Linked DNA regions of Homo sapiens: region 1 is linked to region 2. A link is a loop called in an ENCODE intact Hi-C map of the cell type or tissue named here. Cell type or tissue: heart right ventricle. All regions are shown on one strand. Links, peaks and the distances in the headings refer to the core of each region. The heading gives the core; the rest is flanking DNA.

Evidence for each region. Hi-C counts contacts between places; a loop is a spot of excess contacts. Peaks named below come from ENCODE experiments on the same cell type or tissue, not always from the same donor. Only the 100,000 strongest peaks of a DNase experiment are listed, where the experiment ranks them.
Region 1: a loop joins it to region 2, with 6 times the contacts of the local background. A loop is called at or near these places in 2 of 110 quality-filtered maps.

Annotation. Positions count from the first base shown.
Region 1 is chr11:44,480,631-44,488,962 of GRCh38, reverse strand. No RefSeq gene overlaps it. Among named protein-coding and RNA genes, the nearest start is that of CD82, 81 kb to the left of the region's middle. In heart right ventricle, for the core only: a CTCF peak has its summit at 4,564 (motif pointing right); a DNase peak (open chromatin) is centred at 4,551.
Region 2 is chr11:44,432,831-44,441,162 of GRCh38, reverse strand. No RefSeq gene overlaps it. Among named protein-coding and RNA genes, the nearest start is that of ALX4, 130 kb to the right of the region's middle. In heart right ventricle, for the core only: a CTCF peak has its summit at 3,978; a DNase peak (open chromatin) is centred at 3,782; H3K27ac peaks cover 1,727 bases.

The DNA.
Region 1 (8,332 bases), core at 194-8,193, 48 kb before region 2:
CATGCTGGGAAGAGCTGAGGGCTGGGTGTTCTGGACAAAGGGTGTTCCCTTTTGCTCACCATGGTATCCCAGGTTTTAGCTCAGAGCTGGCACTGAGTAGGAACTTAGTAATTGACAAGTGAATGAATCATGGCTCTTGGCAACTTTGAGTGGCTTTGCCTCTTGTCTGTGAGCTCTCAGGGGGAGATGCCTGGCTTAGAGCCCCTCTGCCTAGTTCCACCTGGCTCTCCTCTCTGGGAGAGCTCTGCTGGCCTCATCCTGCCAGATCCTTCCTCCCAGGTCGTCTGCTTTCCAGGCCCAAAGGCTGCATCGAGGGCCAAGATGGCTGCCAGAGCCAGGAGGGAGGGAGGGAGGGAGCGGGGAGGACCTGTGTTGGCAGAAGAGAGTTGGAGGCCCTCTTGTGTGGTGCCACTGGGGCTGGTGCTGGGTCTCAGTGTGGCTGGCAGTCAGTGGGCCGCAGCCAGCTCAGCCCTCCTATCCAGAAACACCACCCACCTCCAGGCTCCAGACCCCTCTCCACCCCGCTGGGCTGGGGATGCAGTCTCCATTAGGGAAAATGCTGAGTTAGACAGAGGCTTCCCCTTTGCCCGGCCTCCAGCCTTGTCTCTGGGTCCCTTACAGAAACACTTCATTTTCAGGCACAAGCTGAGGCCGAGTGGGGAAAGAAGCTCCACAGGCCAAATATTTGTAAGCAGAGCTGTTTTCCCAAGCAAAGCAGAACCAGATGCCACTGCCCTCCAGTGGAGGCCGGGCCCTGGCACTGGGAGGCCAGTCTGGGGGGTGGTCAGGGGGAGGCTGGCCAAGGATTGCCATGTGGGGTCCCGCAGAGCCAGCTGCTTCTTAAGATGTTCTTACGCAGTGGTGATCAGAATGTCACAGCATCCAGTGGGCCGCTTTTCCAGGCAGTTATCACCTGCCAAAACCCTGAGGCTCAAGGTTTTACCTGGTAGGAAAAACTGACCTAAGGCCTAGGTCTCAAAGGATTCTATATTTATTGATAATAGAAAGTGTGCCCAGCACCAACCACTTCATCAAGGATGAAAAATGGAAAAACAGGAGTCCTCAGGAGGGTATTTTTTTGAGCTTGAACTAGAAGTCTATCCTCAGGAAGCAGATCTTTAGGGTCTTAGACCCTGGGGAAGCCCCGAGTGTGGATGGAGATGGGGACTGGCCTCAGATCCGAATCTGCTTACTCTGTGAAACCACAGTAGATCCAGCAGAAGGCAGGAAGATTCCTTTATTTATTTATTTATGAGACAGCATCTTGCTTTGTCACCCAGTGGTACAATCACAGTTCACTGCAGCCTCAATCTCCTGGGTTCAAACGATCCTCCCACCTCAGCCTCCTGAGCAGCTGGGGCTACAGGCATGAGCCACCACACCTGGCTAACTTAAAAAATTTTTTTCTTGTAGAGATAGGGGTCTCCCTATGTTGCCCAGACTGGTCTCAAACCCCTGAGCTCAAGGGATCCTCTTGTCTCGGCTTCTCAAAGTGCTGGGATTATAGGTGAGAGCTTCCGTGCCTGGCCCAAAAACTCCTTAGTGAAAATTTGGAGGGATGCGATCTCTCTCCAGGAAATCTCCAGAGGAATATTTTTCTATGTTACATACATATTGTGTAATAAAGGGTCTGCCTGGCCTTTGCCCCAGCCCCTGGGAAGTGACTTCTAAACCCTCGGAATTTCCCAAGTGATAGGAGGGTCTTTGTTCTTCATGGTGGGCCCCTCAGACCACATCTGATAGTTTATGCTAACAAGTGACTCACGGTGGTCCCCTGCAGGGTTTATGGTAAAAGGATAGTTCAGGACAGGGGCTGGCCACGCTGGAAAGACCAACCACATAATGAGAGGGTTGGGGGGCTTTGACCCACGTGTTATCAGCCCCAGCCTCTGGGGTGCAAGGTTCTTGTATCAGTTCAAACCTCCAGAGCAGGCCAACAGACAACACGAGGCTGTGTGGAGCAACATGCTGTTTTAATGAGCGTCTAAAATGGTGTCAGCCCCAAGCGAGGATGGGGCAAAGGTTTTATAGTCTCCTGTAACAGGAAGTGTCCTAGTCTGACGTAACTGCTACGTAGTACCCGGATGGCCTCTTTCTAGATCTTCAGGGGTACGTGTCTTCCGGCCACGGTAGGTGTCTTCCCGCCAGCTCTCTTCCTGCTTCTGCTATTTTGCTGGCGCACGCTTCTGGCACAAGTAGCCTTGCACCTTGGGACTGGGCCTGAGAAGGGAGGAGTTATTCATCTCCTTAAGCTTTCAGGCCCCCCACGGGAAAGGGAGAGGGACTGGGGATTGAGTTCAAGTGCACCTCCAGTGATTCAACCCAGCATGCCTCTGGGATGACACTTCAATAAAAACTCTGGACACCGAACTCTGCTGAGGTCCCCTGGTTGGCAATACTCTTTGAATACTGCCATCCATGTGTGCCAGGAGGGCGACGTGTCCCCGAGAACAATGGAAGCTTTTACTTGAAACCTTCCCAGACTTCATCATCAGTATCTCTTCCCATCTGTATCCTTTTGCTATAATAAAACTATCATTGTAATGATAGCACTTTACTGAGTTCTGTGAGTCTTTCTAGTAAATTATCAAACCTGGGGGAGCCCATGGGAATCTCTTGAGGGTGTAGCTAATTGGTCTGAGCAAAGGTAGCCCTAGGGAACCCCAAACTTGTCTGAAGTGAGGGCAGTTTTGTGGCAGACTGTGCCCTATAACTTGCAATGTTTAGCCCAACTGGGTCCATATGGATATAGATGTAGATCCACACACACATACTCATTGACATACACACATTTGCAAAGATTGGATTTCACTATAAATCCTGTTTTCTAAGATGCTCTTTTCACTTGACTCTTGTTGCTGGTGTCTTACCTAGGATCTGGCCTATTTCCAGGTGACTCCAGAAACCCAGCCAGTGTTCTAGGATTTGGCTTGTTTTCCCCATATTTGGGACAGGTGGGCAAGCCCACCATTAGCTTCTCACCATTACCTGGTTCCCAGTCCCATAGCTGGCCCTTGTCTCTGCTGGTCACTTTGAAGCACCTCTGAAGAAAGACCTGGTTGGTTTAGGAAGGCCAGGGGTGGGAGGGAGACCCGGGCCTACAGCAAGCCCTTTGGAGTCCGAGGTGTGGCCCAGGGCAGGGATCTGGAACAGACCAGGACACCAATATGAGCCAAAGCAGTAGCCCTACACAGGCTCTAGCCTACATGGATTTCTGGATTTGGGGCCAGGCCCAACCAGCCCTAGAGTCAAAGATCCAGCCTGAGGTCTCAGAATGGAGTTCAGCCGACTGAGGCTCCAGCCCTTCACTAGCTGATGGTCTACTGCAGCTGCTGGGGCAGCCCTAGCTCCCCATATGCCAGGCCCTCCTTCACTGCTTCTCTTTGGCCTTTGGAGCTTGAGTGGAGTGACGGGAAGGAAGGCAGACAGAGAGACAGGCAATGTCCACCAACCTTACTATCATATGCAGAGCCTGAAACTGAGCTTAGACATCTCTATGTCAGTGATTCCCCAACTCTAGTGCCTGTCAGAATCACCTGGGGAATCTATTCATAAAGCAGATTTCCAGGCAACCAGCCTCCAGAGAGGCTCAGCCATTAGGGCTGGAGTGGGGCCCAGGAACCTGCAATGGTGACATGTGCTTGCAGGTGTATCTGATAGAGTTGGGCCCAAGTTACTTTCTAGTCTACCCCCTTTGATTCTTGAGGCTCAGAGTGGGTAGGTGACTTTCCAATTTCACAGAGCTAATGGACATCAGAATTCAGGTGAAAACCTAACCCAAGGTAGGCTGGCGATGTTAGGGCTGGCTAGATGCAGGGCAGAGGACAATTTGAAGAGGCCCAAGAAGAACCTCACGGAGAAAGATGCCACCATGTTTGAAATCCCATTAGATGCACACTCCTCTGGGCCTTGAAAACTTTTGATTTCCCAGAGTCCCCTCTTAATATGTTAATTTTTCTGGGGTGGAAGCGTCCTATGTTATTGCAGTGGGCACATTACAACAACTGGCTTCATGTGCCTTCCTGCAGGGATGGGGCACTGTTCACATGCCAGGCATTAGGGGCTCTGGATGGGGCCAGGCTCTCTGGAAAGGGCTGCAGGTGCACCCTAGAAGCAGTCCTTACCTGCTTAACCATCTTAGAAGAAAACGTCCTGGCAGAGAAGCATGGTGTTTTAGAGTCAGCCTAGCCTGGGTTTGAGTCCAGGATCTGCCACTCCCAGTCCTGTGGCCTTCAGCAATCTAGTCACTCCATTGCTCTGTGTCCTCACTTATATCCTGGCAAAATAGATATAAACTAACACTGTCTCATTGGGCTGGTGCAAAACTCTAGAACAAGCTAAATCCTCAGATCTGTGCCCTGACCGCCATGATCTGCCTGAACTTGGGGAGGCAATGAAGAGACCCACAGTTACGTAAAGTCACCCTGCCCTCCCTCTTGGGGCTGCAATGAGTGGTGGCTCTGAGCAGACAGCTTTGTCTGCCAAGGTCCCCTGGCCACCAGGTTTCTCTCAGGCTTGGGTACCAGAAGACACCGAGACCTTGTCATCCAGCAGGGGGTGCACATTCTTCCCCATGGCTGGCATCTGGAAACTCATCCCTGCTCTTTCTTCCCCTCAGGAAACAACGACAAAGCCAGACTCCCTTCCTGGGGGACAGTGCTGCTTCCTCCCCACAGGAATGGCAGTGGGGAGAATTTTTCCCTCCCCTCCCCACATACTAACCACAACTGGGCTGCTCCTCCATTCCCTCCCTCCTCCTCAGGCTGGCGGAGCCTGGCAGGGTGGAGGTCCCTGGGAAAACTCCCCAGACTGAGCTGAAAAGCCGGCAGACATTGCCCTGGGGCCTTGGCAGAGGGCTGGGCTCAGGACACCTCCTCCTGGGCTCAGACTCTGGTTAGGATGTGCTGACGTGATGTCTGGCGGTTTGACACTGGCTTGGTGGGGGTGCACTTTGCAGGTGACATACCACTTTGTGGCCCTGGGTTTCCAGAGGCGAGGCCTGCTCCGCCAAGGGAAGGATGGCCAGACAGTTCAGCACCCAGGGATGAGGATGAAGGGGTGGGGATGGCAGAGATGGGGCTGAGGGATGGTGCTCCAGAAGTAGAGGAGCACCAAAGCCTCTAGGCCTGCCTCTGCCTGCAGAAAGCCACTGATGAATGTCTAGTCCTACAAGGGTCTCATCTGGGAATTGGAAGGCACCTTGGCCACCTGCTCCTGGCTTCTCACCCTACAACAGAGCAGCCTGTACAACCTCAAATAAATGCTCACAACCGTACCTCGGACATGTGCAGCTCTCTTTCCCAAGGGAGGGTACTCTTGCTCACATTTCTTACTTTAAAAAAATGTGTCTCCAAATGGTTACTAGGTGCGGGGAAGGGTAGTGAGGTTGTAGTGGGAGGTGGGGGTGGTTAATAAGTTAAAAAATAGTTAAAAAGAATGAATAAGACCTAGTATTTGATAGCACAACAGGGTGACTATAGATAATAATAATTTAATTGTACATCTAAAGTAACTAAAAACGCCGGACGCAGTGGCTCATGCCTGTAATCCAAGCATTTTGGGAGGCCAAGGCGGGCAGATCACTTGAGGTCAGTTCAAGACCAGCTTAGCCAACATAGTGAAACTCTGTCTTTACTAAAAATACCAAAAAAAAAAAAAAATTAGCCAGGCATGGTGGTGTGTGTCTGTAATCCCAGCTATTCGGGAGGCTGAGGCAGGAGAATGGCTTGAACCTGGGAGGTGGAGGTTGCAGTGAGCCGAGATCATGCTACTGCACTCCAACCTGGGTGACAGAGCAGGACTCCATCTCAAAAAAAAAAAAAAAAAAAGAAATAGGAAAGAAAAAGTAACTTATAAAAGAGTGTAATTGGATTGTTTGTAACACAAAGGATAAATGCTTGAGGGAATGGATACCCCATTCTCCATGATGTACTTATTTCACATTGCATCCCTGTATCAAAACATCTCATGTATCCCATAAATATATACACCTACTATGTACCAACAAAAGTAATCAAAAATTAAAAAGATATGAGTCTTCATTGTACAAAAGTTGAAATATAGATAAGAAAAAATAAAAAGAATTATCCCTAACTTACCATTTACAGAAAATCACTCTTGACATTGTATTGCATTTTCTCTCAAACTTTTATATGGCATAAAACAGGGCAATTCAAACTGTGGTCTGCAAACTGTACCAAACTATCAACTTGCAATAGATTGAAGGTTGTAAAGTCATCCCTCCGCCTCGCTAGTTTGAGGAGCACTAATATAGATATTATTTTAATAAAAATAGAATTGTACTCCACTCACAAAACCCTACATCCTGTTTTGGGACTGCTTCCTGCTCCATCTGCATGGTGGACCTCTCTTGCTATGACACGCTGTGTTATTTTATTTTATTTTATTTTATCTTTTATTTTATTTTATTTTATTTTATTTTATTTTATTTTATTTTTTGAGACAGAGTCCTGCCCTCTCACCCCGGAAGGAATGCAGTGGCACAATCTCAGCTCACTGCAACCTCTGCCTCCTGGGTTCAAGGGATTCTCCTGCCTGAGCCTCCTGAGTAGCTGGGATTACAGGCATGTGACACCACATCCTGGAATGGACAGAACTTCACCTGGCTAATTTTTGTATGTTTAGTAGAGATGGGGTTTCACTGTGTTGGCCAGTCTGGTCTCAAACTCCTGACCTCAAGTGATCTGCCCACCTCAGCCTCCTAAAGTTCTGGGATTACAGGCGTCAGCCACTGTAGCCAGGCTGACACATTGTGTTTAATGGCCACTCACTTCCATGGCATGATTGTTCCACAGTTTTGGTTTCCAGTCCTTAAGGTTGGAATGAACATGGTTCTCAACTTGCAGGATAATATACCGGATGAACATCCTTGTTCATTCTTTGTGTGCACTGGTGTCATTAATTCCTTCAGATAAAGTTTTAGAAATGGAATTGCTGGGGGCAAAGGATGCACACCATTTTATTTTACTTTATTATTATTTTAAATAGTGACAGGGCCTCATAGTGTTCCCCAGGGTGATCTTGAACTCTTGGCCTCAAGTGAGGCTCCTGTCTTGGCCTCCCAAACTACTGGGATTACAGGTATGAGGCTGTAATCATGCCTGGCCACACATCTTCAGATTTTAGACACCTATTGTCAAAATTGTGTAAAGAAAAGTGGACCCAGTTCATACCTTCACCAGTAAGTTATGAGAGCTCAGGTGTTTGAGGCGGGTTTCATTTAAAGGTCCATTGTATAAAACACCTCTTCCAATGAGAGACTTTCAGAGATTTGGAGACCATGGTCATGGGTACCCTTTACCAAGATCCTCACTGCCAGGTTCTTCAGCCACCCCTCAACAATAGCAGGGCCAGAAGGGGCTTAGAGTTTCCCTTAACCAAGAGTTCCCTATGTGGGCTCCATAAAACGCTGTTCTGCAGGACGTTAATTGGTACTTACTAGACAAAAGAATTTATGATGAAATAATCTTGGGGATCAGTGACTTAAACAAATCCAAGGAGATGTTCTCTGCTACAGGGCTTCTCAGAGCATTTATATGCTAAGGATCCTTATTTATCTCCAAGAAGGGGCTGGAGTGAGCAAAGTTTCCCAAACACATCTGAGCATGGAATCTTTCAGTGAAGTGCAGCTCAAAGAACCAATGGTCTGTGAAACACCCTTCCCTAGCAGAGTGGTTTTTAAACTTTTAAAAAGCCATAGAACTCGTTCTTCAGATTATTTTCTGCAAGAAATCTCAATTTATGTGAAGCGGACACAAAACAGGGATGAAACAGACCAAAGCACGGATGGGACAACACAGATAATGACAGTGATAATTCTCTGGCCTTCCCAGTGTGCCCCCTAAGAAGGTATCTCAGAACTCCTAGGGGCCTATGTGGCACCATTTGAAGAACACAGTTTCCTCTGCCTTATCTTTTTTCCCCCCTGCAAGAACAGGATGCAGATGAGTCCCAGGCACTCCCAGGATTCCCTGGAGCCTCACAGCTGGAAGGGACCTCTCTCCTGTTGCAAAATTTGCTACTGTACAATAAACAAGGGGTGAGGAAGTGTTTCCCAGAATTATACGGGTAAACAGTCTTAACTTGGGCAGCCACCTATAGCCCATGATCACCAACAGAAAGGGTGTGGTCATCATCATGAGCACATGGGGTTTGAAATTGGGTTAAGTCCAAGCTCTACCACCAACACACTGAGTAAATCTGGGAAAGTGCTTAGGCAGACCGAGCCTCAGTTTCCCTATTGTAAAGTGGGTGTGGAGCAGAGAATGTGGCCCACTTAGGAGTACATGCATATTATGGAGTCAGTCACCAT
Region 2 (8,332 bases), core at 108-8,107:
TTATTGATTTGCTTATGTTGAACCAGCCTTGCATCTGAGGGATGAAGCTGACTTGATCATGGTAGATAAGCTTTTTGATGTGCTGCTGGATTCGGTTTACCAGTATTTTATTGAGGAATTTTTGCATCGATGTTCATCAGGGATATTGGCTGAAATATTCTTTTTTTGTTGTGCCTCTGCCAGGTTTTGGTATCAGGATGATCCTGGCCTCATAAAATGAGTTAGGGAGGAGTCCCTCATTTTCTATTGTTTGGAATAAATTCAGAAGGAATGGTACCAGCTCCTCTTTGTACCTCTGGTAGAATTTGGCTGTGAATCCATCTGGTTATGAGCTTTTTTTGGTTGGTAGGCTATTAATTACTGCCTCCATTTCAGAACTTGTTATTGGTCTATTCAGGGATTCTACTTCTTTATGGTTTAGTCTTGGGAGGGTGTATGTGTCCAGGAATTTATCCATTTCTTCTAGATTTTCTAGTTTATTTGTGTAGAGGTGTTTATAGTATTCTCTGATGGTGGTAGTTTGTATTTCTATGGGATCAATGGTGATATCCCCTTTATCATTTTTTATTGCATCTATTCGATTCTTCTCTCTTTTCTTCTTTATTAGTCTGGCTAGTGGTCTATCTATTCTGTTGATCTTTTCAAAAAACCAGCTACTGGATTCATCGATTTTTTGAAGGGTTTTTTGTGTCTCTATCTCCTTCAGTTCTGCTCTGATCTGAGTTATTTCTAGTCTTCTGCTAGCTTTTGAATTTGTTTGTTCTTGCTTCTCTAGTTCTTTTAATTGAGATGTTAGGGTGTCAATTTTAGATCTTTCCTGCTTTCTCCTGTGGGCATTTAGTACTATAAATTTCCCTCTAAGCACTGCTTTAGCTGTGTCCCAGGGATTCTGGTATGTTGTGTCTTTGTTCTCATTGGATTCAAAGAACATTTTTATTTCTGCCTTAATTTCGTTATGTACCCAGTAGTCATTCAGAAGCAGGTTGTTCAGTTTCCATGTAGTTGTGTGGTTTTGAGTGAGTTTCTTAATCCTGAGTTCTAATTTGATTGCACGGGGTCTGATAGACTATTATTTCCATTCTTTTCCATTAGCTGAGGAGTGTTTTACTTCCAATTATGTGGTCAATTTTGGAATAAGTGTGATGAGAAGAATGTATATTCTGTTGATTTGGGGTGAAGAGTTCTGTAGATGTCTAATAGGTCCACTTGGTCCAGAGCTGAGTTCACGTCCTGAATATCCTTTTTAATTTTCTGTCTCATTGATCTGTCTAATATGGACAGTGGGGTGTTAAAGTCTCTCACTATTATTGTGTGGGGGTTTAATTCTCTTTGTAGGTCTCTAAGAACTTGCTTTATGAATCTGGGTGCTCCTGTATTGGGTGCATATATATTTAGGGTAGTTAGCTCTTCTTGTTGCATTGATCCCTTTACCATTATGTAATGCCCTTTTTTGTCTTTTTTGATTTTTGTTGGTTTAAAGTCTGTTTTATGAGAGACTAGGATTGCAACCCCTGCTTTTTTTTTGCTTTCCATTTGCTTGGTAAATATTCCTCCATCCTTTTATTTTGAGCCTATGTGTGTCTTTGCACATGAGATGGGTCTCCTGAATACAGCACACTGATTGGTCTTGACTCTTTATCCAATTTGCCAGTCTGTCTTTTAATTGGGGCATTTATCCTGTTTACATTTAAGGTGAATATTGTTATGTGTGAATTTGATCCTGCCATTATGATGCTAGCTGGTTATTTTGCTCATTAGTTGATACAGTTTCTTTATAGTGTCAATGGTCTTTACAATTTGGTATGTTTTTGCAGTGGTTGGTACCGGTTGTTCCTTTCCATGTATAGTGCTTCCTACAGGAGCTCTAGTAAGGCAGGCCTGGTGGTGACAAAATCTCTCAGTATTTGCTTGTCTGTAAACGATTTTATTTCTTCTTCACTTATGAAGCTTAGTTTGGCAGGATATGAAATTCTGGGTTGAAAAATCTTTAAGAATATTGAATATTGGCCCCCACTCTCCTCTGGCTTGTAGGGTTTCTGCAGAGAGATCCGCTCTTAGTCTGATGGGCTTCCCTTTGTGGGTAACCCGACCTTTCTCTCTGGCTGCCCTTAACATTTTTTCCTTCATTTCAACCTCAGTGAATCTGATGATTATGTGTCTTGGGGTTGCTCTTCTCAAGGAGTATCTTTGTGGCATTCTCTGTATTTCCTGAATTTGAATATTGTCCTGTCTTGCTAGGTGGGGAAGTTCTCCTGGATAATATTCTGAAGAGTGTTTTCCAATTTGGTTCCATTCTCCCCGTCACTTTCAGGTACACCAGTCAAACATAGGTTTGGTCTTTTCACATAGTCCCAATTTCTTGGAGGCTTTGTTTATTCCTTTTCACTCTTTTTTCTCTAATCTTGTCTGCATGCTTTATTTCATTAAGTTGATCTTCAGTCTCTGATATCCTTTGTTCCACTTGATCGATTCAGCTATTGATACTTGTGTATGCTTCACAAAGTTCTCGTGCTGTGTTTTTCAGCTCCATCGCGTCATTTATGTTGTTCTCTAAACTGGTTATTCTAGTTAGCAATTCATCTAACCTTTTTTCAAGGTTCTTAGCTTCCTTGCATTGGGTTAGAACATGCTCCTTTAGCTCCGATTAGTTTGTTATTACCCACCTTCTGAAGCCTACTTCTGTCAATTTGTCAAACTCATTCTCTGTCCAGTTTTGTTCCCTTGCTGTCGAGGAGTCGTGATCTTTGGAGAAGAGGCATTCTGGTTTTTGGAGTTTTCAGCCTTTTTGTGCTGGTTTTTCCTCATCTTCATGGATTTATCTACCTTTGGTCTTTGATGCTGGTGACCTTTGGATGGAGTTTCTGAGTGGATGTCCTTTTTGTTGATATTGATGCTATTCCTTTCTGTTTGTTAGTTTTCCTTCTAACAGTCAGGCCCCTCTGCTGCAGGTCTGCTGGAATTTGCTGGAGGTCCACTCCATACCCTGTTTGCCTGATTATCACTAGTGGAGGCTGCAAAACAGCAGAGATTGCTGCCTGTTCCTTCCTCTGGAAGCTTCGTCCCAGAGGGGCACCCACCAGATGCCAGCTGGAGCTCTCCTGTATGAGGTGCCTGTTGACCTCTGCTGGGAGATGTCTCCCAGTCAGGAGGTATGGGGGTCAGTGACCCACTTAGGAGGCAGTCTGTCCCTTAGCAGAGCTTGAGCACTGTGCTAGGAGATCTGCTGCTCTCTTCAGAGTCAGCAGGCAGGAATGTTTAAGTCTGTTGAATCTCTGTCTTATTTTATTTTTGAGACAGAGTCTCACTCTGTCACCCAGGCTGGAGTGCAGTGTTGCAATCTCAGCTTACTGCAGCCTCTGCTGCCCAGATTCAAGCGATTCTCATGCCTCAGCCTCCCAGGTAGCTGGGATTACAGGTGCACACCACCATGCCCAGCCAATTTTTGTATTTTTAGTAGAAATGGGGTTTCACCACACTCGTCAGGCAGGTCTCGAACTCCTGGCCTCAAGTGATCTGCTTGCCTCGGCCTCCCAAAGTGCTAGGATTACAGGTGTGAGCCACTGCACCAGGCCATAGTGTTAGGATTTAAACCCAGATGCCCAGCTCAGACCCAGAAACTACCAACCACCCTTCCCTGCTATCAGGCAATTGGTCCACTGTGAAGTGGAAACCACTTCTTGCTGTGGGCTAGTAGCTATTTTCAAATCCTTATTATGTGGTTCCCACTTCTCCTACCCACACCCAGAGCAGGGAACATTAGCAATGGCAGGAAGGAAACCATCTCCATTCAGGAGGTGGGGAGAGCCTGCCAGATTCTGATGGCTGCTGGACATTAGCAACTTGGCCACAGTCACTTTTCCTGAAATGTTCGATTGTTTTCAGAAATGGCAAGGTCTTGGCAGCTGAGCACACAGAGGAGGTGGGGTCAGGTGTCTTGCAATTCCAGGGCCAGAATCCCCTCACAGACTCCTTCTCCAGTAGGGGCAGAGGTGGACTGTCTGGGGAGAAGCCCTTAGCTAAGGAGCTGCAGTGTGTCATGAAACCTTCTAGCAATGGGGAGTGATTAGCATCTTCCTTTTGAAGAGAGCTGTGCTCAGAGAGGTCTTGTTTGTTGCTTAAAAATCACAATAATTAAATGGGAGAGTTGGGACTTGTGCTAGAGTTCATTCGACTAAATCTGATGGTCTTTCCAAGTATGCACAGGACCTTTCAAGGGGCAGGTGATGAAACTGGGGCCTCCTGCTACCATGGCAGTTCTCAAGGTCATCCCTTGTACAGGAAAACACCCCTGGATAATGCGGCACCCCGTGAGATGTGGAATCTTCCAAGAGAGAGCTGGTACATCAATAGCACTATTTGTAATAATATTAAAATAACAGTATTTGTACCCATCATTTATTGAGTGCACACCATGTACTAGGCACTATTCTAAGCACTTTACACTTATGAACTAACGTACTCCTCAAACAGCCTTATGAGCAAGGTGCTATTATTATCCCCATGTTAGAGATGAAGCAATGGAGGTTTGGAGAGTTTAAGCAACTTGCCCAAGGTCACACAGGTGGAATTTAGGGAAGAAGTAGGCAATCTGTGTATTTATTTTCTCAAGCACTTTGATGAGGGCTTTCTCTGGATTCTGTTCCCTCAGCCGTTTATTCACTCATGCATTCATTTCCCCAACATTCATAGGAGGTTACTATGTGCCATGCCCTGTGTGTAACACCAGGGCTCAACAAGGGACCAAGAGGTAACCCAGCCCTTGAGGGCAGTTCTGGTGCTGGTGGCAGACTCTGAGTTGTCCCCTCTTCTCCATTCCTCCCTTTTCCTGTAGGGATATTGTTGTAACCAGAAACAAGACTACATTGTTCCCAGCCTCCTTTCAACTAAACCTGACCACATGACAAAGTTCTGGCCAACAGGACACAAGCAAAGGTGAAAAGTTCCCTTCTGAGTCTTCCCTTTCAAAGGGCTGGGCCTGTGTGTCCTCACTGTCTGCCCTCCTTCCACCACTGTGTCTGGGAGGTGACTAGAATCAGAAGAGCCACCATGGGGCCACTACTGGGAGTCACGTGTTGAGGATGGCAAAGCTGTCTCACCAGCCCTGGACTGTTAACATGAGAGAGTAATGAAGTTCCAGGTTGTTTAAGCCACTGTATCTAGGGTTCTCTTTATTACAGCAACTAGACTGTACTCTCAGTATGCCACCACTGAAAGGAGCCAACAAGAACCCTGGCTCACAAAATATGTAAGAAAGAAGAGGCCGGGTGCTTTGGCTTACACCTGTAATCCCAGCACTTTCAGAGGCCGAGGCAGGTTGATAGCTTGAGGTCAGGAATTTGAGACCAGCCTGGCCAACATGATAAAACCCCATCTCTACCAAAAAATACAAAAATTAGCCAGGCATGGTGGTGCACACTTGTAGTCCCAGCTAGTGTAGAGGCTGAGGCTGGAGAATTGGTTAAACCCAGGAGGAGGAGGTTGCAATGAGCTGAGATCACGCCACTGCACTCCAGCCGGGGTAACAGAGTGAGACCATCTCAAAATCAAAAAGAAGACAGGTGTATACAAATTCAGGTTTACAGTCTTGACCTCCAGATTTCCCCAGCAGAAGTGGGAAGGGGAGTACATTGGCAGTCAACACAAAGAAGAAGATACTGGCTGGGCACGGTGGCTCACACCTGTAATCCCAGCACTTTGGGAGGCTGAGGTGGGTGGATCATGAGGTCAGGAGATCGAGAGCATCCTGGCCAACATGGTGAAACCCTGTCTCTACTAAAAATACAAAAAATTAGCTGGGCATGGTGGTGCATGCCTGTAGTCCCAGCTACTCCGGAGGCTGAGGCAGGGGAATCAGTTGAACCCAGGAGGCGGAGATTGCAGTGAGCTGAGATCGCGCCACTGCACTCCAGCCTGGAGACAGAGCAAGACTCCATCTCAAAAAAATAAAAATGAAAAAAAGAAGACCCTGAAAGAACAGATATACATACACATTGAGCGCTTGTTCTGTGCTGGGCACTGCACAAAACATCATACACATCGCTTCCCATTTAATCTCAGCAGCCCCATGAATGGGCACCATGATTATCCCACCTGACAGATGACCAGGAGCTGGTCCTCAACTTGGCTTCACCCCTTATCCCCAGGAGATGTCGTGGATCTGGCTGCTGGCCAGCAGTACAAATAGCCACCTGCCTTTGGAACACCTGTTTACTTAGGCAGGATCCATCTGCTCTTTCATAAAGAACTCTGTAGGGTCGTTCACAACCAATGACTTGAACAAGAGAAACCAACCTCCGTGCTTATTGACTCATTGATTCATTCGCCAATTATTCCCAAGTGCATACTTTATTTCCACTACTGTATAAGGCATTGAGAATTTAATGGTGACAGCAAACAGATGTGGTCCTTGCCTTCTGAAACTCACAGTCTAATGGAAGAGACAGAAGTTAATGAAGTAAGCACACACACAAATGTAGAAAGACTCTTGTGATAACTGCTTCAAAAAACAGAAATTTAATGTCGAGGGGAGAATAAAGGAAACATTTGGCTTAGTCCCAGAAGTCTTTCCTGGGGAAGCAAAGACCTAGCTGAGAACTGAAGAAAGGATGGGTGTCAATTAGTCTCTAAAAAGAAGGAGTGATGGAGCCCAACAGCTCGGCATATGCACAAACAGTGAGACTGGGTTGGGGAGTAGTGGAAGGTATACCAGAATGGAGAGACCTGGATGGGTAGAGGGAGGTGAGTGTGTTCAGGAAGCAGCTGGAGAGCTGGGAGAGGCCAGGCCATGCAGGGATTCCCAAGCCATACAACAATTGCAGGTCTTATCATTAGGACAACAAGGAGTCGCTGAGGGGTTTAAACACAGTGGGTGGTATGATCCAATTTGTGTTTCCAGAATAACCTTCTGGCATCCAGGCAGTGAATGAATCTAGGATACAAGACTACATAAAGGGAGGCCCTTGGAGAAAGGGAATTGTCAGTAACTGCTGCCTTCCTGAGCAAACTCATCCATAGGGCTTCAGACATCATTCAGAGCTCAAGAACATCTGAGAAGTCAGGGAAAGTAGACAGTGGGGAGCAAGATTAGAACCTAGGTCTCCTGTATCCAGTCCAGGGCTTTCTCCTCTCTTCTGGGTGAATAACGATCCATTCAAAATGACCCTCGCAACAGAGCAGAATTTTGTCACTAGCCCCACTTTACCTGTGGCTAATCCCCACACTCTGTGGCCAAGAAGGTACTCAAGCAGGAGATGGAGAAAATGCAAAGAGGTGACAGGATTTGGTAGAATGTTATGATCCCTTTGCTGGGCTGAAACCAAGTTGAATTTTTCCCCTTGTTTTCCAAATTAATTCAACATTCCAAATAAATCCGGGGAGATTTAATTGAGGGCCCTTTCATGTGGATTGAAACTCATAAATTGCAATTTGCTGAGTTGCAGGAAGGCAGAGAATTGCATCCCATCTTCTCCCACTTGGCACCACCCTGAAGGGTCTGGAAGGAGAGAAAACTCTTGGGAAGGCTCCCAAGTGAGTTTTGGGCTTCATGTATCAAACTCAGTAAAGACTAGAGGGAGGATCAACAGAATTTGAAAGCAGGGAAAATGGCCAGAGGTAGCCACAGCTGATGTCATGGGGAGAAAGCAAAACCCCAAGATGACAGAATTGAGGTGCAAAGGAGTCTTCAGGCTCAAGGAGCTAAGAATAGGGGGAAGACCACCCCCAATATGCTTCATTGATGAGCTCTCTGAGAATGGAGCTTGGAAAAGAGGAATATTCTTGGAAAACATAGGGGAAAAAAAGACTTTGTATATGGATCTGAGGAGTTTTTCTCTGTGGAGGTGGACCCATTGTTGCCAAGAAGGTGTGAACAGAGTGTTCAAATAACCATTTGAAGATATTGATCCCTATAGCTTCAGTACTGCTATAGTTATAACTTGCCTTTACTAGACACATCTGTGCAAGTTGGCTTGGGGGTGATATATGGCACAGATCCTACATTAATGTATCACTTCTTCAGGAGACACTTCGGGAATAACCGAGAGTTTCATTGTTCTATTTCTGAATCTAGAATAATATGGAAGAATCTTCATTAGGAGACAGGAGGGGTTTGTACAACTTTGGGGTTGCTAGTGGGCTGAACACACCATTTGGAGAATGGATGAGAAAGTCGTTCCTGGTGTGATGGGTATAAACAGTCCCACTGAGTGCATGGGGCAGAAGGATGCTAGACAAGAACTTACACACCTCTAAGTCACTCCTTAGTTCTCCTGATTTCTTCCCATACCCAGGTGTTGTGGACTGAATTATGTTCTCCCAAAATTCTTATGTTGAA